Regions from separate parts of the Homo sapiens genome. Here regions 1 and 3 are each linked to region 2. Evidence: read pairs that join two places in POLR2A ChIA-PET (ENCODE). Cell type or tissue: OCI-LY7. All regions are shown on one strand. Each heading gives the region's core, and the rest is flanking DNA. Links, peaks and the distances in the headings are about the cores only.

Region 1 (7,410 bases), core at 2,806-5,305, 98 kb before region 2:
TCAGTCCTGGAGCCCTTCTTGGCCTTTGTGGCCCTGTCACTCTTTTCACCCCTGGCTGGCCCTAGCCCTTTCTGAATTCGCCTGGACTCCCAGTCGCGCTCGCTGGCCGACGCGGTCGATTCACCAGACAGCGAGTGGGCGTGAGAACGCAGGCTCTTCGGCCGCTTCCCCAGTACGTGGATCCCGGAGCGCGGGTCCTCGCCCCACCGCCCCGGGGAGTGGGCGCGCGGCGCAGGCCGAGCCCTCGGGCGAGCCCGCGCGGGGCTGCACTCCACCGGGCCGGCGCTGGGGGCCGCGCGGGGGCTCCTGGCCCGCTAGGGACTCGGTGGCGGTGGCTGGGTTCCACTCGCCAGCGGCGGGAAGGACGCGCGGGAAAGCGAGGGAGCAGGAAGCGGGTGGCGGCGGCGGCGCGGGGCCCGCTGGAAAGGAGGGAGCGCCGCAGGCGGGAGGAGGGAGCGCGGAGGAGGGAGGCCGGGAGGAAGGAGGGAGCGCGGCAGGCAGGCGGAGGGAGGGCTGATTAGCATGCAGCAGCGCTCGCGCGCCCGGCTCCATTGTTTTAACACCTCCCCTCTCCTCCGCGCCAATCTGTCACCGTTCAGCAGGCGAACGCTGCTGCCTCAAATGCTGCTCTTCTCAAATGAGACGGATAATTAGTTGCCCCGCACGAATGCCGCACTCTTCTCACCCCTGATTGCTATCACCTTCTTGCTCCTGGCAGTTTTGACACCTCGTAATCAGCCTGCTGCTTTTCTCTTTTCTTCCCGACTTCTGCTTCCCTCCCCCCGCTTTCCTTCCTAGTTTATTTATTTATTTATTATTATTATTTTAAATGCAATCCCGGTGCTTATTTGGGCGAGTCCTCCGCCGAGTTAACCTTTCGCGTATACATGTGTGCATTTATCTGTATATGGGAAATTGGGTGTCTGTGCGTGAGCGGGGGGCGGGCTGGCAGTTTTGCGGGAAACACTGCTTCCACGCCGAGAGAACTCGCTTCTCCTAAAGATATTTTTGGGAAGGGAGGAGTTGCAGAGAGGGACGGGAGGGGAGAGTTGGGGAGACCTCAATTAATGCTTTAAAGATCTCTTAGAAATTAACAAACTGGGGAGTCTTGGAATCTGCTGTCAGAAGCGTGTTTTCCCCTCTCTCCTCTAACAAGCACTGACAGTCTAATTACTGTAGCTACAAGCAGCTGTCGAGGCAGCAGCCCGGGAGAGGAGGCGCCACAGGCTGGGCGCGCCCGGCCGGCCCCTGCGCCCAGCCGAACCGCCGAAGCACGGCCCGACTCGGGGAAGGACTCAGGGAGGATGGAGAGGGGCAAGGCCCCGCGCCCGAGAACCCCGGCGGGCCTGCGAGCCAGCGGACACGCTTATTGTTTCCTTAAGTCTTTACCTTGAAGGTTAAAAGATGTGACGAAAGGAGGGGACGTGGGGGGAGTGGGAAGAAAATCTTCTAAGCTTCTATCCACCCCTTTTCTACCTCCTCGAGCTCTCCCTCCCCCCGTGTTGGTAAAATAACCACGCAACCCGGGGCTGAGGGGGCGGGGTGAGCCAGGCTGGAGTGTAAGAAAGCAGATGTCCCCGCTGGCAGCAGCCTCAGCCTCCGGGGAAAGCTGCACCGGGGGGGCCCTCCCGAGGACATTCACCTCCCACTTCTCAGGCATCCCGCTCACAACTGCCTCGCCTCGGCGGGGGTGGTTTTTTCAGACTCGGCGTTTCGCGTGTGCAGCTTTTTTACCTGGGAGCTGTTCTTACCCGGCCACGCTTAGCAGATGCCAAAAGCCAGACCCTGCACGACTCAGTCATGAGACAGAGGGAGAGACCTGGCGGGTGCCCACTCCACCTTTAGAGCGGTGACCCGCGCTCCCTCTGTAGAGCAGGGCAGGGGGCTGCTCTCCAGGCTGCCTTTCCTGTGGCCCCAAAGGGTCTATGTCCCTCACCACGTGGAGCTTAGGGTGCCGCTGGAATCCAGAAGAAAACCGAGTTTGCTAGTCCTGCTAAAAGTGGTGGGGGCGGGGAAAGGATGGGCTGGGGAGGAAGGTCAATGGTACACTTTAATTTGAGTCACCTTCTGGGACACGGAGTTTCCTCTGGTTGTCAGCAAGCTAGTAGATGTCAACTGTGTTGAGAGAAAGTCTTCCCATCTAGAAAAGGACAGGGGAAAAAAAGAATCCCCTTTCACCAGATAGGTACAGTGGTATATTCTGGCTGGTACACGCTGGGAAGTTTTTATTTTTAATTTTGTGTGTGTGTGTGTGTGTGTGTGTGTGTGTGTGTGTGTGTGTGCGCGCGCGCGGAGAAGGGAGGCTGGGTGGGCGGGAAGTGGGGGGAAGGGAAGAAACTTGGATAATTGTCTAGGCATTTCCATTCAGCCCTAGTGGCAATGAAAGAAAGATGTACATACCTCAGAACCCTTCGCAGTGAATACCTAATAATTACTGTCACCCTGGTGAGGAACATGTCAATATGATGTGCTTGGCACCAGGAGAAGTCGAGGCACCACTCTCATTCTTCCACAAGTTAAGGTTCTTCACTGTGGCACAGAGGCCTGCTCAAATTCCCCCATCCCACACCCTCTAGTTTAAAGCACTTGCTTCAAGAAGGCTTAAATTTCTGAGAGTTGCAAATCAATGCTTACTTCATAAAATGGAAGCCATGCCTTAAACACTTTTAAGAATCAGGGGAAAACAGAAACCTATAAGGCGAGAATCATAGGGAATAAAAATGAAAGGGAAGTCTCATTTTAAACAAATTTTGCAGCCGTCTGAATTTGGTATCCACTCTCTCAAATGTCTTCAGTGGCCATCAATCAGGCTGCTAACAATGAATAACAAATTTCTCAACAAGAATATGAACATTTCTAATCTAAGTTAACAAATATAGATAGTCCTTGCAGGGTTTTAGATTTTCTCCCGTTAAAAACAAATGTTTCTTTAGAAAGTTTAGTTTGAAGAATAATTCTAAAATTCAAAGTGATTCACTAATTGTAATAAATGCCACCAAATCTGGTCATCACCATTCTATTAGGTTACTGAAATGAAAACATGAATTTTATAAACTTCCCTAAAAATGTGATTCCTTCCTTCCCTTTTTTTTTTTTTTTTTTTACTCAGGAACAAAGGACATACAAATGATCACAACATAAGTACCTCTTAATATTTAATTAATTTCATCATGTAGCTATACACACAGTAAAAATTAAAGCCATGTATATTATTTAAAAATCTAAAGTGTTTAAATAATTCTACCAGTTGTTTTATCACTGGACAAGAAATGTATTAGGTTTGATATTTACAAAGATGTTTATGTTGTCTGCTATTTTCTATTATAGGTTTATTCAAAGAGAATATCACCTATAGCATAAATAATTAAATTTTTCAATAAAAACAAACTAAAAAAACCCTAGAAACATTTGACATCACCAAATTCAACAGCTCTCACTAGAAATCCAAGCAATAAACTTAGATATTTGAAATAAACATAAATTATGATTATATAACTCTAAGTCACATACATAATTTTGAATTATAGTAATAGCACTGTAAACATGAATACAAAGGATTACAGTTTTATACAGAATTTTTTTTGTTTTTCTTCTTTTAGGCTTATTTCTCCTTGAAAGAACAGAATGATCTTTTAAAAAATAAGAGTTATATAGTAAATCCAGAAAAAAATTCAAATAGCTGTGAAACTAGATTTTCCTATAAATGATCTTGAATTTAGTTTACAATCAAGTATTTATAGTATTAAAAACCCAAAATCATCACATAGAACTTGATATGTCTGTTTTCAAATGTGTCTTAAGTCTCTCCATTGAAGTGTGAATTAAGATGCCGAAGGAAATCCCCCCTGGATGTAATGGATGGTGGGAAAACTGCTTGACAGAATTCACATACTCGAGGTATATGCAGTTCTGAGTCTGTGCCACTTAGTACCACCGAGTCACTGTCTTGATTAGGAAAGGGCTTCCAAATGGGCTGCAGGAAACAAACAAAAATATCTGTTACTTATGTTTAAATTCAAATAGCACTGGACTTCAAATTTGAATTTCTGAATGAGTTACGCATGGGCATATATATTGAATTCCCTAATATAAAAGCAAATTACTTTTCCGTAAAGTTAGCATGACATGACTCAATTCGTGGTTTCATAAAGGGCACAACTAAACTTTGATTAAAAGTCACTTGGGACACACACAGTCATGCATTTTATCTTTATATATTTAAAAAGATTGCAGCTTTAGCATGCAATTTTTAATACTCGATCACAACAGCAGTAGTTTTGGAACAATAGCTAATACTCTGGTCTTTTAAATTAAATTCTATCTTTTGTTTTTTACAATAAAAACCTTAAATTATAGGGGCTTTATTAATTACATAGTACACAAGACATGATGTGTGTGTGCATTGCGTCTTAATCAAAATCAATTTCACTACTGTTTATAAGCAAATACAGTGAATACATCATACATGAATCAGCATTATTTTGATTTTTAAAAAGAAAATTTTCCTTTTAAACTACTGAACAAATTTCACTGATGTTATCTTTTGTTTTTAAAAACACAAATATTTAATCATTCAACAAAATCTAACACATGCAGTGTTTTGACTTCTTACTTTGCTTCTGTTATATAATAGGTAGTTTGGCCTTACTCATTCTTGTGGCTGAATAAAGTGAAACTCGTCAATAGTTGCCTGGTTAAAGAATTATGGAAAGTCATAATCTAACAGAACCACCTCCACTATAACCAGCACATAAATACCCTTTCATAACTGCATTTATTCTTTTTTTTAAATTTCTAGAAGGACAAGAAATAGCATTTAGCTTAATAATAGCTACACAATAGATGTCTGTTAACTGGAAAATATTTTCCTGAATTGTGTAAACCAAATTATTTTTTAAAATTTCTTATGTGGACACAGGTAAATTCCTCTGACACAGCTAAATTCTGATATTTTAAGAAGAATCATCTCATAAAGTCAAATTTAAAGAGACCCCTTATCCTCCTATTACTAATATGTTTTTAAAGTCACACATCCTAGTCTAGCACCTGACAAGTGTTACTGTTATTTCCCCTAACTTCTTTCATTCTGGTTAACCAATCATTTACATAAACAGTATATTACTAATGGAAGCACTTGGATTTCACGACATCACTGTCTTCTTATGAACAGTTTACTGGACAGCTGTGTACAATTGGTGTAAATATACAACGTCTGTCTAGGCACCCAGACACATTCAAATATCAGTATGGAGGACTTATAATAATGCTGACTCAATTCCTTTCATAAGAAATGTCAATTTTATTACAAAAATAGTAATATTTAAAATAAATGTTATAAAATTTAGGGTAAAATAACTCTCTGGAAAAACTTCTTTGATAAAAGTAGTAAAAATTGTGAGCATACAAACAAAAATCTAGTTAGAGTTAACTTGATTCTAATTTTAATGTTTTCAGTTTAAACAAAAAAGTACAAATCACTGTAATGGGAAATTGATATGGCCAAAAATAAAAGATTATTAAAGATAATTCTTATTTATATAAAATAGTAAGAAATTAAATCAGAAGCAATTTAGCTTCTAAATTTGGTAAGCCAATCTTCTACTCCCAATTTACCTATTAAATCCATATTCATTTTTCTCTATTAAGAACTTTTAGTTCAGATTTGATCTCTTCATAGAATTTAGTTGGGATCCCACTCACTGACTCAGCAAAGTAAAAAAGAAAATCACATAGAACAATAATAATCTGATATACTTTAGTCTTGGTTATGATAGCTGAATATATAAAATAGATGTTTAGTAGTAATGATTGATAGAAAGTAAAATTTTGAAATATGTAGCCAAAAATTTCACTTGTCTTTGCTACTATCTACAAACAACTCAGGATTTTTTTAAAAAAAAAATTATTATTATTATTTTGAGACAGGGTCTTGCTCTGTCACCCAGGCTGGAGTGTGATGGCACCATCACAGCTCACTGCAACCTCGAACTACCTAGCTCAAGCAATCCTCCCACCTCAGCTTCCCAAGTAGCTGGAGGCCACAGGCACAAGCCACCACACCCAGCTACATATATCTATATAACTATACGTATTTGTAGAGACAAGGTCTTACTATGTTGCCCAGGCTGGTCTCAAATTCCTAGGCTTAATCAATCCTCCTGCCTCAGCCTCCCAAAGTGCTGGGATTATAGGCATGAACCACCGTACCTGGCCCAACTCAGGAATTTTGTACTTATACTAGCTTTGTACTTATACTAGCTTGCATAATACTAGCTTTATTAATACTAATAAAATAGCTTAAAAGGTTTTTTTTAAAAAACTCATTTTAAGAAATATTCTTTCCATCCTAAACTGTAACATGGTCTTCAAAACAAACTAATTTCTTTGCTTTTTCTGCCAAAATATCAATTATCTAACCTTATGCCCCATGTCTTGTGACAACTCAACACTAATTCTCCTGAATTTTTTAAGCTGAATACTTTTCCATCAAGTTGTAATCACATACCAGCTGTTTCCCTTGCTGTAGTATAGAAAGCAAATGTACAATGCAGGGTGCCATCTACTGAAACATGAATGCACAGACTAGTAAAAGAACAAGCAAGACATATAATAGAGAAAAAAGTAACAAGCATTAGAACTGATGCACTTCACAGCTCCACAGGAATTCTACTTGCAATAAATGAAATTGTTTAATTTGTTTCATTTAGTAGCAACTATAACTGAGACTATGATGTGAAATAAAGTACAATGAACAAGAACATAAGTGAGGTTATAATTAAAACTTATTGTCAGCCATGCCTAGTTCTTCCCACTACTAAAATATACCACAGCTTGACAACTGCCTTCTTTGCGTGCTGATTTAAGTCTATAACCTATATGTGTACTTAAAGCAAAAGGGTATTAATAACTTTTTTAAAAAAATTAAATATCTCAAGGCAAAGAGAAATCAGACAAATGTTTGCAAGTTACATAGACATTTACATCAATCTGTATTTTCATAAGCTTCTGTTTTTTGTAAAAATTATATAGTTTTCATTTGCTTTCAGACATTAAACTTTTTTTTAACTAAAAGAATCATTCTGTGATAGAATTTGAATCTAAAAGGGAGGGCAGGAGTGGTTTGGGGGATATTAGTCTGTGAGCTTTAGAAACATTAAATAAAATATTTGATATCATACACATGCAGAGACTATTTAAAAAATATACTAGGCTACATGTTCATTTCCAGATTAGCAACCAAAACCAAACTAAACCCTACAGATCTGTGTACTATATAACTGAAGATGTAGTAGAAGTATTCACTGAAAGATAGTTCACTTATTTTGATAAATAGAAATGTAAGATGCAATTATTTACTTATGAAAGATCTTGAATTCTTATAAAGATGAATATGATATACACAAACTATTA
Region 2 (8,720 bases), core at 2,749-5,248:
TAATGTACCCATATTGGTTCATAAATTGTTACAAATGTGCCATACTAATGCAAGTTGTTAATAATAGGGGATGCTGTGAGTGGTGGGGGTAGGAAGGGTGGTATATGTGAATTCTCTGCAGTGTTCGCTGAATTTTTCTCTAAATCTAAAATGGTTTTAAAAAAGACAGACTATTCATTAAAAAAAAACCCTTACTATCCTAAATAAATCTGATCAAAGAGGAAATAAAACTTCAATTAAAAACTTTAAGACAGTGAAATGTGAAAGCAATGTATCAGAAGTTGTAAGATGTTAAAATAGTACTAAAAAACTCCTAGCCTTAAATATTTTCATTATAAAAGAAGAAAGAATAACAATACATGAACTAATAATTCAACTCACAAACTTAGAAAACTAAAATAGTCTAAAAAAGGCATTGAGAAAATATTAACAAAGATAAAGCAAAAACAATTTTACAAAGAGCTAACTATAGAAGAAATAGATCCAAGAAATTAGTTCTGTGACATCCAATCAGAAAAAAAAAGAAAAGACAAATGGACAAAATGCATCATGAAAAAGGGTTATCCACATAGTTATGGAGATGATTTTAAAAAGTTCAAGGGAATACCATGTATGCCAATATATTTGAAAAATTTTTAAAAAGAGTAATTTCTAAGCAAAAGCAAGTAAACTAAGCTGCATGAAAAATAGCATAAACCCCAAATAGATCAATAACAATGGAAGACATTGTAAGCATTTAAAGAATTATTTTCAAAAGGGGATGCCAAGGCCCAACAGTATTATGGATTCTTCTTTAAACATTTCAAGGAACAGATAACTCCTATTGAATTTTCTTTAGAACTTGGAACATTTTGGTATTTTTATCATTTTACTTTATTAAGCTAGTCTCATTTTAAAACTGAAACCTATCAGTGATATGTTCTAGAAAATAAAAATATAGACTAATTTTTACAGACTTATGAATATAAAAACAAAAATACTAACCTTCTAGTTTTGAATATGAATATTAAAAATTCTTAGCAAATTTCAAACATTTCTCTTTAGCATACATTTTCTTAATATAAGTTGGATATAAGATTAATCAATTTGGACACACATTTTGCTTACCACAGTTGTAACTAAATTGCGGTCTGCAGCTAGCACTGTCATAATAGGAAGAAGGCTTTTTGCACAAAGCGTAGGAATAGCTGCTTTGTTTATTTGGCTGCTATGCCTGGATAGGGTTACTTGGCTTATGTCACATTGTTTTCATTCTTTTTCTGTTAGTTTGAGTTGGGAACAGAATTATGAAGCCAAAATAATAGAGAAGAGGTGTCTAAGCATGTGGATTGGAGAGAAAAAGAGGAAACGTGTAGGTTTGGTTGGTTTATTTTGAACTACCAATTTATTATTTTAATTGGAGCAACAATAAATCATAGCTCATAACTATAAATCTACCTTTATTACCAAAGCAATCATTTTCATATCACAATATTTGATGACATGGACTTTTTAAAAATGCAATGACTCTCTTGTGTAACAGCAGACCACTACACAGTTTGAAGTAGAAAAACCATACAGTTGTCTCTAATGATATCAAAAAGACATTGAGTACAGTTTAACATGAAGTCTCTATTTTGTTTTTATTTAAATAAGCCTCTAGTAAACAAGGTACTTGGCAATTATTTGGTTTTTATGATAAATGTACTTATCTCAAACCAACAGCCAACCTCATTCTTAATGTTAACCACTAGGGAAATTCCCACTGAGATCAGAAACAAGACAAGGTTGACTGCTCTCTTCTCTGTTATTAAACACTGTTCCAGAAATTCTGGCCAATGTGGTGAGGAAAAAAAGGGATAATACATAATTGTATTTTTTTCTGTCTAGGCATCACATGTTAATTACCTAAAGTAATTTAGAAAAAATGAGGGATCAATAAAATTGCTAGATGAAAGATAAATTTGTGAAATTAAGAAGCCAGCAATAATTAGTTAGAAAATATAGTGGAAAGAATATCCCTATCAAGTACCTTTACTACACACACAAGAAGACAAAACAAAATATATTGGAATACATTTAATGATAAATAAAGAACTTCTATGTCTACTGAGGCCTTAATACATTAAAGACATATTAATAGAATATTCAGGCAGGAAGTTTCTATGCTATAAGGATGATCACTTTCCTCAAATTAGTGCATAAGTTTCATGAAATTCTAATCAGAACTTTTTCAGGGGAGCTTTATTTATTTTTAATCATCTAGTTAGTTATCTCTATGACTCAATGTCATAAGTGTTTAAAAGAAGTAACTAGACATTGCTCTAGGTCCCCAGTTGGCTGCTGGGCAGAACCTGAAGGCAGGTTAGACTGGGTATACAACCCCACATCTTCTTCCGGCTCTGAAGCTAACTGCTTGGAGGCACACTAGTGTGCCCACCTGTATGCATGTGGAAGTGTATCCTGGAGGGAGTGAAGAGATGGGAGTGGGTGAGTGAGAAGAAAGACCTAGCTTCTAAAAATGACTTGGTTGCTGCGTGAACATGGCCAAGTCATCTTCCTTTTTCTATCATAAGAATCTCCATCTTTTGGGATATGACATCTCTCAAATATTATTTTAACATTATAAGAATGCAGGGCAGTAGTAACAGAAAGCCCTGGATAAAGAGGTGATATGAATTTATGTTTAAGCCCTGGTTCTGCCACTTACAAGCTTGAATATGACAGCTATTATAATAATGTAACAATAGTGATAATAATTCTTGACTTTTAATCTTTTTGAGCTGTCATTTTTCCTATGATTATTCTTAAGAAAATAACTTAATGAAATATTACATGGTATTTAATGTTCATTTTTGGTTGTGAAAATATGAGGGCTAATTGATAATAGAATAAGACTAGTTTACTATAACTGTGTAAGTTTAAATGGTCCAAGGAGATGCAGCATTGTCTATAAGATTAACACTTTAGTGTAATGAAATATTCACTATCATGTGCTTTTTATGAGATGAGAAAAATACTAAACTTGAGTTAATCATTATTATTATTTTTTTTTTGAGACGGAGTTTTGCTCTTGTTGCCTAGGCAATAGTGCTGTCTTGGCTCATTGCAACCTCTGCCTCCTGGGTTCAAGTGATTCTCCTGCCTCAGCCTCCTAAGTAGCTGGGATTACAGACATGTACCACCATGCCCGGCTAATTTTTGTATTTTTAGTAGAGACGGGGTTTCATCATGTTGGTCAGGCTGGTCTCCAACTACTGATCTCAGGTGATCTGCCGGCCTCAGCCTCCCAAAGTGCTGGGATTACAGGAGTGAGCCACCATGCCCAGCCTTGAGTTAATGTTTGTATAGACACACTGGATCAGGCCAGGATCGATTTTTAAAAATATAACCAAAAAAGTATGAATACATTTTTACTTTAATTTACTTTTCAGCCTAGTAAGTTATGAACAACTTAAGCCAAATATCTTTCAGCATAATGTCAACATTATGTTATAAAAATCATTCATTGGAGAAGGCTCTCATTCCAGATATAAACTTAAAAAAATCATTGAGGTAGAGACATAAATTCTATCTTAAAAGTTAGAAAGAAAATTAAAAAAAATTTAAAATTTTCCTTGGTCTTGGCTAGGGACCCCATTATTTACTTATTTATTTATTAAATAGAGATGGGGTCTCACTATGTTGCCCAGGCTGGCCTCAAACTCCTGGGCTCAAGTGATCCTCTTACCTTGGCCTCCCAAAGTGCTAGGATTATAGGCATGACCCACCACGTCCAGCCATTTTTTAAAGGCCAAATTTCTAACTATGACGTTAACTACAAAGGCATTATTGAATCATGTCATAAATTACTCACATAGCAAGAGTAAGAGGGTAACACATCTGCAACACTTCAGTTTAAGACATCCAGGCCCCTTTCCTAGGTTAAGAATCAGTAGGAACTATTGAAATTAGATTACCTCTTCTCCAGGTTACAAGTCTTCCTTTGTAGACTATTCCTCTGTAAAGATGAAGACAGTTACACAGTTGTAAAGTGTTTTCCACAGGCTCTAACAATGCTGCTCAAACTGTCCAGAGCTCTCCCTTATGTTGAAGTGGGAACTTCCACTGAGAAATCCCCCAACTTGAAGACTTCCTTATTTGTAGCTAGCAACAGCCAATCATGGCACGATACTGAAATGAAGCAAAGACTATCAGAAAATATTCTGTAAACCACTCGTGACTGTAGCTCTGACTTCCTTTTGAAGCAAGATACTTTATGTGAATAGTTAAGGCATTTTAACAACAACAACAACAACAAAAACCCCAGGAATTGTAAACACAAAAATACTTTTGGATTAAGCATTTTATGTAAGAAAATTTAAAAGTTCAGTTTATTTGATAAGTGGCTTTTTAACCTTTAAGAAGTCGCTTTTTGACCTAAGAAGCATGTTTATAAACAGGAGGTAAAAACCAAATTTGATTATAGTTGTCTTTATGGCCTACAGAAGTCACTTGGAAGAAGCTTTGTAGTAATAAGGTTTAAGCTCAATTGCAGAGCCTGAGCTTAGGTACTCAGAAGAGAGGTGAAGCAAACAAGGCTCTTAAGACAGCTTTTCTGCCTTGAGAACTTAAGGTTCACTGTTCGTGGGATAAAAGTGTGTTCCAGCAAACTCGGGAAATGCTTTACAAATACATGTATTTCTCTTAGGTTGCTTAGAGCAAAACATCACATTTTACATGCAAACGGAAGACAGCATGTGCACCACAGACATTTTTCTTTGATATAAAATTTTAGAGCTGGAAATGTCCTTAGACAACATCTGTTCCATTTCCTTTTTATTACAGATGAGGGAAACAGGAGAAGGTAAATGCTCAATGTCACAAGTAAAGTTAGAAGCAGCGCTTAGATTAAAATGTGAGTCTTTTGAATCCAAGTGCATTTCTTTTTTTTACTGCACTACACTCTTGGCATATAAAGTTACTGAGCTGGATAAAAACTGAATTAAGCAGTCTCCTTTTTCAGCTCCTGCATTTTACAGATGAGAAGTCTGAGGCTTTACCTAAACTTCAACAGTTATTAAAAGGTCTAGAATTTAGAACTTCTGATTCTTAGTCTAGTTTGTTTTCCACTTTGAAACACTGCCCTCTCTTAAATTATATGTTAAATAAATCTGAGATATTGCTACTTATGATGAAATTATTCTATAAAAAATAATTTCAAAAGTATCTAAAATGCTGAATAAACTTATGATTAAAGGCTTCTACGTACTCATCTAACATACAATGAAGCATTACATTTCTTTTGGAACTATGGGTTTTATAACTATCTTACTGATGAAATGCTAAATATTAAATGCTATTGTGTGCAATGGAAAAATAAAACCAACCTATCCCGTGCTGTAAATATAGCAAAACAAACCAACAAAAAAGTGAGATAGCCACTAGTGAAAGGAAAACTTACTTCTTAAGAATTTACAGTTTTGAATGAGCAGAGTTTTAAAAACACAGCTTTTAAAAAAAGCAGCGCTCCTGTCTAGACTGGGAAATGCCCCTTTCTTTGGTCTCTTCATCCTGTGCCCCCTCCCTCCTCTATTTACTTTGGCATTTGAGCTTGGCTGACACCCAGGATCCTGCAGAACTGGCTACTCCAGGGTATGCTGGCCTCAATCTGGTGGGGCATTGTTTGAGAGAGGGTCCTACAGCCAAAACAGAGAAGCTACAGTTAGAGAAGCTTTTTGAAGAAATTCTGAGTACATGAAATTTAAAACCTATGCCACTAACCAGTTCTAGACTAGGCAAAATATGTGAGGCAGATGGAAGTTTTAATTTTTGTCGTCTCTAGTAGTTCCTTTTCCTATTTCCCTACTCCCCACCTTTTTCCTTCTCTTGGAGTCGTAAATCAAGTGACTAGGGCTGACAAAAATGCAGAAATTCCTTCAGAGGAGGAAGCAAACTGGTACTAAGCCAGGATTGGCAAGGGTTAGGGTATAATGACCAGGGCAGGAGTGGGATGAGCAGCTCCAAGCCCAAGTTAGAGGGTGGGAGGCAAAACTCAGGTTCCTATTCAGGGAGAGAAGAATGGCTGAGGGGAGTTACTAGTCAAAGAATGCGGACATCACTGCCCGGGGGCAGCAGGATTCTCAGGGCAGGTCTGGTCGAAAGGCCTCCCTAAGAAGAATCCTGGAAATTTTTTTTTTAGTGAAAGTGGAGAGCAAGAAAGCCAGGTCTCTTAATTGCTAACTAGGATTTAGAAATAGGTTCCCTCCTTCGGAGGGAGACCCAGGTGCCTGCGACTCTGGCCAAGTAGCTAGTTAGGTAGCCAGGCTGCATGGGGTGGGTGTTTGATTGAGAAACTTGGTTCAGATGATCACATGGACACCTACAGGACGAATTCATGCTCTAGGCACAGTATTTGTGAAAACAGCATGTTTTCCAGGCTCTACTTGCTGGTGGGCTGATGCTTCAGGATTTTATTGGCCTGTGGCCACAGCAGGGCTGATGCTAAGGGGAATTGAGACCTGCAGGGATGATAGATGCTCTTTTTCCACGACCACCCCAGCCTCTATAAATGGTGCACTGGGCAGAGTAACCTATATGACTTATTTGCAACTCAACAAAAATTTATGCCAAAGTTTTGCTTCTCCAGAGGGGATATTTGCATTTTAGTTCGAGTGGTGGAATTAAAGGTATCCCCATTTAATGAAACTTCTGGTCACACTGAATGGATGAAAGGGATATAGTGGATGTAGGGAGAGGGGTAGTGTAGGGAAAATGTCCTTACTCTTTACAATTCATATACTTAAGCTGTTACCTAAGTTAATGATTGGCCTTATACCTGTAGGGACATTTAGTTAGCATGCTTGGTCAGTTACAGTTGCATCAACCCCCCTCGTATAACTTTTGACTCCTCCAAAACTTAACTACTAATACATCTTACCTATAATATAAAATCGATTAATGAATATTTTGTATATATGTTATATACTATATTCTAACAATAAACTAGAGGAAAGAAAATGTATTTAAAAATCATAAGGAAGATAAAATATATTTGCTATTCATTAAGTGTAAGTGGATCATCATGAAGGTCTTCATCCTTGTTGTCTTCACATTGAGTAGGCTGAGGAGAAGGAGGAAGATGAGAAGGTCTTGCTGTATCAGTGGTTTGAGGAGTCAAAGAGAAGGAGAAGGTGAAAGGGGAGGCAGGGGAGGTGGGCCCACTTGGTCTAACTTTTACTGAAATATATTCACATGTAAGTGGACCCACACAATTCAAACTCATGTTGTTCAAGGATCAACTGTATTTATTCAATAAACATTTATTATCTACCATGTGTTAGGCTCCATGCTGGGTGCAGAAGTTCTTAAAATGGTTTTTTTGCTCTTGAGGAGCTCATGTTCTTAAGCAAGAGATAGACGTGCAAACGTTTAACTCTGCTCATTGACAAAGTTAAGAGTGGTGATGCATACAAAGTTCTGGCTGTGTGGGCAGAGAGGCAGTTCTCAGAGCTCGAGCTACGCATGAAGAGATGCCTAGATACCCACGGATTAAACAAGTGAAAGGATCAAGGGTTAAAAATTTATTTTATACCCTTCTCCGTATTCTCAATAAATCCACTCTGATTTTTTTTAGACTAAGCTTGTGGTTTTCTGCTTGTTTCCATAGCTTTATTAGTAAAATAATTGTAAAAATCTTATCTTTTTAACATTGTAGGGGATTATTTATAATCTTTACTTTTTCTTTTTTCTTTTCTTTTCTTTTTTTTTTTTTTTGAGACAGGGTCTCACTCTGTTGCTCCTGGCTGGAGTGCAGTGTTACAATCATAGCCCGCTGCAGCCTTGAAATTCTGGGCTCAAGCAATCCTCCCACCTCAGCCTCCTGAGTAGCTGGGACTACAGGTGGGCACCACCACTCCCAGCTAATTTTCTTTTTAAATTTTTTTGTAGAGTTGAGATCTCATCATGCTGCCCAGACTGGTCTTGAACTTCTGGGCTCAAGCAATCAACCTTGGCCTCCCAAAAGGTTGAGATTACAGGTGTAAGTCACTGTACCCAGCATATAGTCTTGATGATAGTTAGACACAATTTGAGTGTTCTTAGCATCTAGCCTTAAAAAATAAATCTGTGAGGTACACAGACTAAGTAGTTAAGAAGTAGCTTGAGCATATTCTTTTTAATTTTTTTAACTTTTAAGTTCAGGGTAAACTTGTGTAATGCAGGCTTGTCAAATAGATTATTTTTTCACCCAGGTATTAAGCCTAGTATCCATTAGTTATTTTTCCTCATCTTCTCCCTCCAGTGTGTGTTGTTCCCCTCTATATGTCCACGTGTTATCATTTAGCTCCCACTTATAAGTGAGAACATGTGGTATTTGCTTTTCTGTTTCTGCGTTAGTTTGCTAAGGATAATGGCCTCTAGCTCCATCCATGTTCCTGCAAATACATGATCTCATTCTTTTTCATGGTTGCGTAATATTCCATGGTGTATATGTGCCACATTTTCTTTATCCAGTCTACCATTCATGGGCATTTAGGTTGATTCCATGTCTTTACTATGTGAACAGTACTGCAGTGAACATACACGTGCATGTATCTTTATTGATAGAGCAATTTATATTCCTTTGCGTACACACCTAGTGTTGGGATTGCTGGGTCAAATGGCAGTTCCATTTTTAGGTCTTTGAGGAATCGTCACACTGCTTTCCACGATGGATGAACTAATTTACACTCCCACCAACAGTGTATAAGTGTTTCTTTTTC
Region 3 (7,410 bases), core at 2,806-5,305, 76 kb before region 2:
CCACTCTAGAAAACATTTTGTCTGTTTCTTAAAATAAACAAACAAAAAAACTCCAAACATGTAAGTACTATATGACCCAATGAATGCACTCCTGGGCACTTCAAAATTTATGTTCACACAGAAACCTGTATACAAATGTTTACAGCAGCATTCCGTCTATAAAGTAAGAAAAAGATAGGAAGCACTTTCTCCTCTGAAGCCATGATTATATCACCTAAAAACGGTTATGGTAAATGAAATGGCTCATTCAAAACTCTCAGTTTTAGCTTTCAGTTTACATAATGTTCTCCCAAGTGACCTAGAATAATTGTGGCTCTTGTCTAGAAATTATCCTTTTTCCATTAACATCTTGTAGAAAATTTAACTTTACGTATCTATGCACACATAACCAAGATAAAGGCAAATAAGAACTTGTCTTCTTTTCTGTTAGCATCAAAAAATCTTAGGGCAGGAGAAACCCTCAAGAAACTGAGGTTAGGCCTTTCCTGAGTAATAAAATTCCCAACTGGGGGCCTCACCAACTTTTTTTTTTTTTTTTTGGCCAAGAAAGAACTTAGTAAAAAATAAACTACCAAGACCTAGTATATTCTTCATGTCAAAGGGGAATGAACATTTATCAAAAAGAAAAAAAGTAGGAAGAAGAGTTTTAGATTCAGCTTTATCAAAAAATTATCACTTTATGCTTACGGCTCAGGATAAGATGAGAAGCAAGAGCTGAGGACAGAAGTGAGGAGTCTCAGGCTGCAGCACAGGTAAAAAAGAGAAAGCAGGAGAGAATGTTCAATTAGCAGAAGCAAGAAGGAAAGCAAGGAGATTCACTGTGGCCATTTGGCCGTCTAGCAGACATACGGTCCAGATGTAACTTCTAGAGAATACAGACAAGTCAGTGGCTCCCTATAATATTATTAAGATAAAATGTAGAGGGAAACATGCTGTCTTTAATGTTAAATAGTCAAGAGAAATTAGGAGCAGAAATAACAATGAGTAAATCCATTAAATATGGAATTACTTAGAGGAAACTAAGCTTAAATGCAAAAATCACACTACTATTGACAAACATAACAGGAAAGAGACAATAAAAGATGCTCGTCTTAGAATTATTTGTTTCCAAAAGGGACTTATCAGGGAGGGAGACAAAAACCACAGGTTAATGACAATGCAGAATGTGTGGAAACTGCTATACAATAGTTTTATTAGGATTCTAAGATATATAGCTTAGAGCATAAGTATATAGAAAGATGACTAACTGGCAAAGAAAAAAAATCTTTCAGGAAATAAATCAGCTTTCGTAACATAGCAAGACACTGCTTAACCAAGCAGCAGAGAAGCTCAGAGTGTATAGGTGCAAATGAAAAATTAGGTGACTCTTCCCCCTCCTCTACCCTCAAAATCTAGCAGTATCTTAGAAGGAACTAAGAATCCAGTTAGAGGATGTTAAAATACAATACTGGGAAGAGTGTTAGCTGAAGATCCTGTACTTAAACAAAGCTAAGTGGTTTTCTTAGTATTGATTTCAGATCCCAGATACAGTCTTGCGCCTTTAAAAATTAAAAAAACAGAGTACCTAGTATGCAGCACTTCATAGTCCTAGGGTTTTATGGAACATACTAGAAAATGCAGGTATCTACTATCAAACTATCTTTTAACAAATTAGAGTCAAAATTCAGAGTCTGCTCTAGACTTAATATAGATTAATTTACAAGCATCACGATTTAAAGTATGAAGATATAAGACAATTGATTATCCAATGTATGTGAAAAGAACTGATGAGGAAGCATTAGGACCTCCATGTACAAATAAAGGTTCCTGAGGAGATGCTGGAATATTCTTAGAACATGACATTTTTTCAGGAGGATGAAAAGTAACTTACTAAGAAAAAGGCAATATGATTTTTTTCTAACAGGAAATTATAATCTGGTTAAACCAGTGGTTCTCAAAATATGGTCCAGGATCCTTAAAGGTCCCAAGAGCCTTTCAAGGGATCCACTGTTGGGAGAGGTAATCTGCCATGGCCCCTGAGCATCCTGGCACATTTTTGCTGTTCATGTCAGGAATACAAGAATCTCACTGTTCTTTACCGGAGCCTTTTCTTAGGCTTGTGTTTGCAGAGCAAATTTGAAAGACTAGGTAATGTCTCCCTCTTGGACAAAGAGCAGGCATGCTTACTGCCTGCTATAAAATGGTGGGTTCCCCAAGCTCAATATGCCTCTCCTTTAATGTAACCATTGCATGTATAAGCATCATCTGTGTCTGTGTTACCTCCTAGGCAGGACCAATGAAAATAAGATGTTCTTCGCTACTAACTTTACTGTAAATAATAAAGTCCTTTTTCTCTGATTCACTTTTCTGTTTTCCTCCAGTACCCACCCATGAAACAGTAACTAACTTATTAGCTTGTAAGTAGAATAAAATGAAATCCCAGAGCCTGACATAATTGAAATCAACTATTGTCACAATTAAGATATTATTAATATTTGCATTTTTTACTGTGTTGGCATTTAGACTGATGATGCAAAAACAATGAATAAAACTGCTGGTGCCCGAGTATGACTAAGGCCATATCAAACTGTTGTCACTGTATTCTTTAATGTCACACACTCAGTTAAAAAAAAAAAACCAGCAAAAAAAGGCAGTTTCAACTAAGAATGTCCTTAATAAGGCAGTAAAAGTGATTACTTTTATTGAAACTTGATCTCAACATATTTTTAATATTTTGTGTGACAAAATGGGAAGTATACACAAAAGGACTTCTGCTGCATACTGAAGTACAATTATTGTCTTGGGGAAAAGTACTTGTGCAACTATTTGAGTTGCAAGTAAACTGGTTACTTTTCTAATGGAATGCCATTTTTGCTTGAAAGAATGACTGACACACAAGCTATGGTTATTCAGACATTTTCTCAAAAGCAAATGAAGTTAGCCTGTCATGTTAAGGAAAGCAACAGACAAGATTTGTTGCCAATGATAAAATTTGAGCTTTCAAGTGAAAATTAAAATTTTGGAAGACCTGTACCTGTCACAGTAAGCTTGACAGATGCCCAATACTTGAAAGATTTTTCTGATGCAATCAGTGATGATGTTAAATGTGATTTAAAAATATTATATAATAGGTCAACATTTGCAAGATCTACATAACTTAGTGAACCAATATTTTCCAAATGATTGATTCATGATGTTACAGAATCATACATTAGTAAAAGACATACTCAAAGTACAAGATAGACCAACAGCTTTTAATGTAGCAGAAAAGTTCATTGATACGCTTTCAGATTCCATATTGCAGCTAACATTTTAAGACACTACCAAGTTTTAGTGCAGTATCAAAGACTATCCACAATCGCTAAAAAAGCTATTAAAATACTCTTCCCCTTTTCAAATACAATATCTATTTGAGGCTGAATTTTCATCATACAATTCAACCAAAAAAAAAAAAAATAACAGCAGGTTGAATGTAGAAGCATTTCATAACACTGAAAAAAAAAAAAACCTTCAAAACAGATTTAGAGAAATTTTCTTTTTTTTTTTTTTTTGAGACAAAGTCTCACGCTTGCCCAGGCTGGAGTGCAGTGGTGTGATCTTGGCTCATGCAACCTCCATCTCCTAGGTTCAAGCGATTCTCCTGCCTCAGCCTCCAGAGTAGCTGGGATTACAAGCACCCACCATCATGCCTGGCTAATTTTTGTATTCTTAGTAGAGACAGGGTTTCATCACGTTGGCCAGGTTGGTCTCAAACTCCTGACCTCAAGTGATCCACCCACCTTGGCCTCCCAAAATGTTGAGATTACAGGCGTGAGCCACTGCGCCCAGCCAGATTTTGAGAACTTTTAGGATGACAGGTTATAATAATAAGATAAACTAGATGGTTTGTGGGTGCTATAGTTTGGATACTTGTCGCCTCCAACTCTGATTTTAAAATTTGATCCCCAATGTTGGAGGTGGGGCCTAATGGGAGGGGTCTGGGTCATGGGGGCAGATCCCTCATGAATAGAGAAATCCTGGGGGCTGTGGGGGTAAGGATGGCAGGTGAGTGAGTTCTTACTCTTTTAGCCCCTGAGAAAACTGGTTGTTAAAAAGAGTCTGCCACCTCCCCTCTCTCTCTTGCTTCCTCTCTCATCATGGGATCTTTGCAATGCTGGCTCCTCTTTGCCTTCGGCCATGAGTGGAAGCAGCCTGTGGCCCTTGCCAGATGTCAATGTCCAATCTTGAACTTTTACAGATATCAAAATCATGAGCCAAATAAACCTTTTTTCTTTATAAATCCCCAGCCTCAGGTATTCCTTTACAGCAATACAGACTAAGATGGAGGTGGACAGGGGGCTATTCCTTACCTATCAAGGTTTAGAGAACAGCCTTTCATTCCTTGGCCAAGAGAAATCAGGGCTGGATAGACTCTTATCGACTCTATTCTGTGTGCTTTGAAGACAAGTTTTAAATAAAGAGAAGTGTGAGAAAAGGGATGATAGGGGAAATAAGGAGAGAAAAGCCATACTAGAGACATTCGAATTTGCTTCTAAGTTAGGAAAGACAATTTAGAAGGTGACATATCACTTCTTATTTTCTTTTCTTCCTCAAAATTATTTCCAGTATTTTAACAAAAGCAAAAACTGTAAGATGATGTACTGAATTCAAAAACACAAACCCAGAGCAGGAAAGGGTTAGGATTAATTAATAATTTAGATTGGAAACACAGTTTCTGCAATAGAAAATTTCAATGTAATTATTAAAATGTTTTGGATATCAATATTTGTTTTCTTAAGAGTTTGTGTATCAGCCAGGCACAGTGGCACACACCTGTAATCCTAGCACTATGGGAGGCCGAGGCAGGTGGATCATTTCAGGTCAGGCATTTGAGACTAGCCTGGCCAACATAGTGAAACCCCGTCTCTACTAAAAATACAAAAATTAGCCAGGTGTGGTGGTGTGTGCATGTAATCCCAGCTATTCGGGAGGCTGAGGCAGGAGATTCACTTGAGCCTGGGAGGTGGAGGTTGCAGTGAGCCGAGATGGTGTCACTGCACCCCAGTATGGGTGACAGAATGAGACCCTGTCTCAAAAAAAAAAAAAAAGTTTATGTATTATGACTCTTTGGAAAAAACTGAACTTTTAATGAATAAATTGGTTGAAGATAGTTATTTTCCTTTCTAATTAACATTCTACCAGAAAGTCTATAAAAAAGGCTAGTCTCCAGAGGAGTAATACAGAAGCATTATATATAAAAATAGGGTATATATAATGCAGTTTCTAGAAAGAAAACCAGGAGAAGCGGTACATTTGCTTTGGACTGCAAGGCAAGGAGTACCTGAGGTACTACACACAAACACGTTTTTCTCCAGTTCTCTAAGCCCCAGCCTACATTGGCCTGTGCCATTGTACAGTGTGCATAATCACCATTTCTGTATGATAAAAGATAGAAAAGATTAAACATTAAAGGAATTCAGGGGCAAATTTTTAAAAAGTTGAGTAACAAACACATGCAATTACATTTATTTCAAGTTCCTCTTTTAGAAGAGGTGCTATGTGTTTAGATGATGTAAATGAGATTTGGCTTTTCCATAGAAATCACTTAGTAGCTAAATATGTTGACTAACGGCCTAATTTTTAGCTTTTGTTCAAATGATGAAAAACATATTTATCATTTACCTATAAACCATTTTAAAGCTTTTACAATGAATATAAAACCAGGTACCTGGACAACATACAGCAACTTAACAAACAAATGTGGATTAAGGGACTTGCAACAGAAAGTGTCTGGAGTGTTGAGAGAAGCTACAGGGGCCCAAAACTCAGACGAAGATCCCTAAGTGGGCACTGCACTTGAAGTCCAGTGTATATAAGATATGAACAGTGTAAGGATGGGAATGCCATCTAAGACCTAGACCTGTGAGATTAGGATTTTATTAGCTACAGAAGATCAGAAAGCAAAACAGAGTTCAAGTTCATGTACTGCCTGCCAAAACTGCTATACATAATTGAAGAAGCAGACCATGCGTAAATGCCGCTCACTGAAGGACTGTCTATAGAATAAAGTTAAGAAAAAGGTAGAAAGCACTTTCTCCTCTGAAGCCATGATTATGTCAACTAAAAATGGTTATGGTAAATGAAATGGCTCATTCAAAACCCTCAGTTTTAGCTTTCAGTTTACATACATAATATTCTCTCCCAAGTGACCTAGAATAATTCTGGCTCTTGTCTAGAAATTATCCTTTTTCCATCAAAGTCTTGTAGAAAATTTAACTTTACTTATCTATGCACACATAACCAAGATAAAGGCAAGTAAGAACTTGTCTTCTTTTCTGTATTTGAACTTAAACTTTGGGCCCTTGATCAAGCCTATCTTAAGCTCACTGAGAATTTTAATTTTTAAATTAAGGTCCTAAATGTTTTATCTGTGCCATAAAATTATAGTTAGAATTTCTTTTTTTTTTTTTTTTTTAGACGGAGTTTCACTCTTGTCACCTAGGCTGGAGTGCAGTGGCGTGATCTCAGCTCACTGCAACCTCCGCCTCCCGGGTTCAAGCAATTCTCCTGCTTCAGCCTCTCAAGTGGCTGGGATTACAGGTGCCTGCCACCACGCCCGGCTAATTTTTGTATTTTTAGTAGAGACGGGGTTTCATTTTGTTATATAATTAGGACTTTACATTATTTTATAATGCTTGCTAATTGCTGTAGGTCTCCATATTGTCATTTCCCCAACCAGACTATATCCTTAAAGGGGATAGATGTTGTCTATTACAATACTATTGCTATTGCTGTGTTTTGTTTTTTGTATTTCTGTTAATGACTAGCAAGGCTTGGCAAATAGGAGTTCAATAACTACTTCTTGTGTAAGTGATTGACAAATGACTTTTTAGACAACAGCTTTCTTCAAATATGTCAGAGCTTCTATATTTACTTGAAGTTGTCAGGTACAGCACATCTTACTGCTTGCAATTGCCAGCTCCACAGCTATATCACTGTTTATACTATTCTAAACCTAAAAAATCTTTCTTGTTCCTCAAAGCCACCATATCTGCTGATCTAATCACAATGATAGCTATATTCGAAATCTGCAAACTGTTTAACTGACATCTTTCAGTAACTGCACTCGTCATTTACTTGAGTTTTTGATTAACTCAGATGAAAAATAAAGACATGTTTAAAGAACAAATTAGAAATATATAGACATGAGAACACATAAACTCTATTTAATTAGTGAACTCATACCATGTTCACTTCATATTTTGGATCCTAGAATCTGAAATAACTTTTCAACATTCAATAATGTTAATTATTAAATCAAGACTTTAAGCCAGAAGACAGGGACAACATCTCTTTGCTCTCCAGTGGTTGGCAGTGTTAAGTATACATCATGAATTCAGAATTACTGGATAAATGAAGAAAAATAATTTACCAATATCACCAAATTTTTTG

Evidence for each region. ChIA-PET counts read pairs that join two places held together with the same protein. Peaks named below come from ENCODE experiments on the same cell type or tissue, not always from the same donor. Only the 100,000 strongest peaks of a DNase experiment are listed, where the experiment ranks them.
Region 1: POLR2A ChIA-PET joins it to region 2 with 5 read pairs; 3 of 35 experiments call an interaction of 5 or more read pairs at or near these places.
Region 3: POLR2A ChIA-PET joins it to region 2 with 6 read pairs; 2 of 35 experiments call an interaction of 5 or more read pairs at or near these places.

The regions. Positions count from the first base shown.
Region 1 is chr2:161,231,905-161,239,314 of GRCh38, reverse strand. It overlaps TANK (TRAF family member associated NFKB activator), which reads right to left. Exons shown (of 8, transcript NM_001199135.3): 8 at 3,085-3,973. The coding sequence ends at 3,797. The region is part of intron 3 of PSMD14-DT (PSMD14 divergent transcript); the gene reads left to right. Among named protein-coding and RNA genes, the nearest start is that of LINC01806, 9.1 kb to the left of the region's middle. RefSeq lists silencers at 14-83, 174-543, 5,129-5,198 and an enhancer at 375-931. In OCI-LY7, for the core only: no CTCF peak of the experiment used is centred there; no DNase peak of the experiment used is centred there.
Region 2 is chr2:161,132,282-161,141,001 of GRCh38, reverse strand. The region is part of intron 2 of TANK-AS1 (TANK antisense RNA 1); the gene reads left to right. It also overlaps a transcript of TANK not described here. Among named protein-coding and RNA genes, the nearest start is that of TANK-AS1, 24 kb to the left of the region's middle. RefSeq lists a silencer at 1,091-1,260 and an enhancer at 3,865-4,204. In OCI-LY7, for the core only: no CTCF peak of the experiment used is centred there; a DNase peak (open chromatin) is centred at 4,131; H3K4me3 peaks cover 2,317 bases; H3K27ac peaks cover 2,153 bases.
Region 3 is chr2:161,209,720-161,217,129 of GRCh38, reverse strand. All of the region lies in intron 4 of TANK (TRAF family member associated NFKB activator), which reads right to left. Among named protein-coding and RNA genes, the nearest start is that of LINC01806, 31 kb to the left of the region's middle. In OCI-LY7, for the core only: no CTCF peak of the experiment used is centred there; no DNase peak of the experiment used is centred there.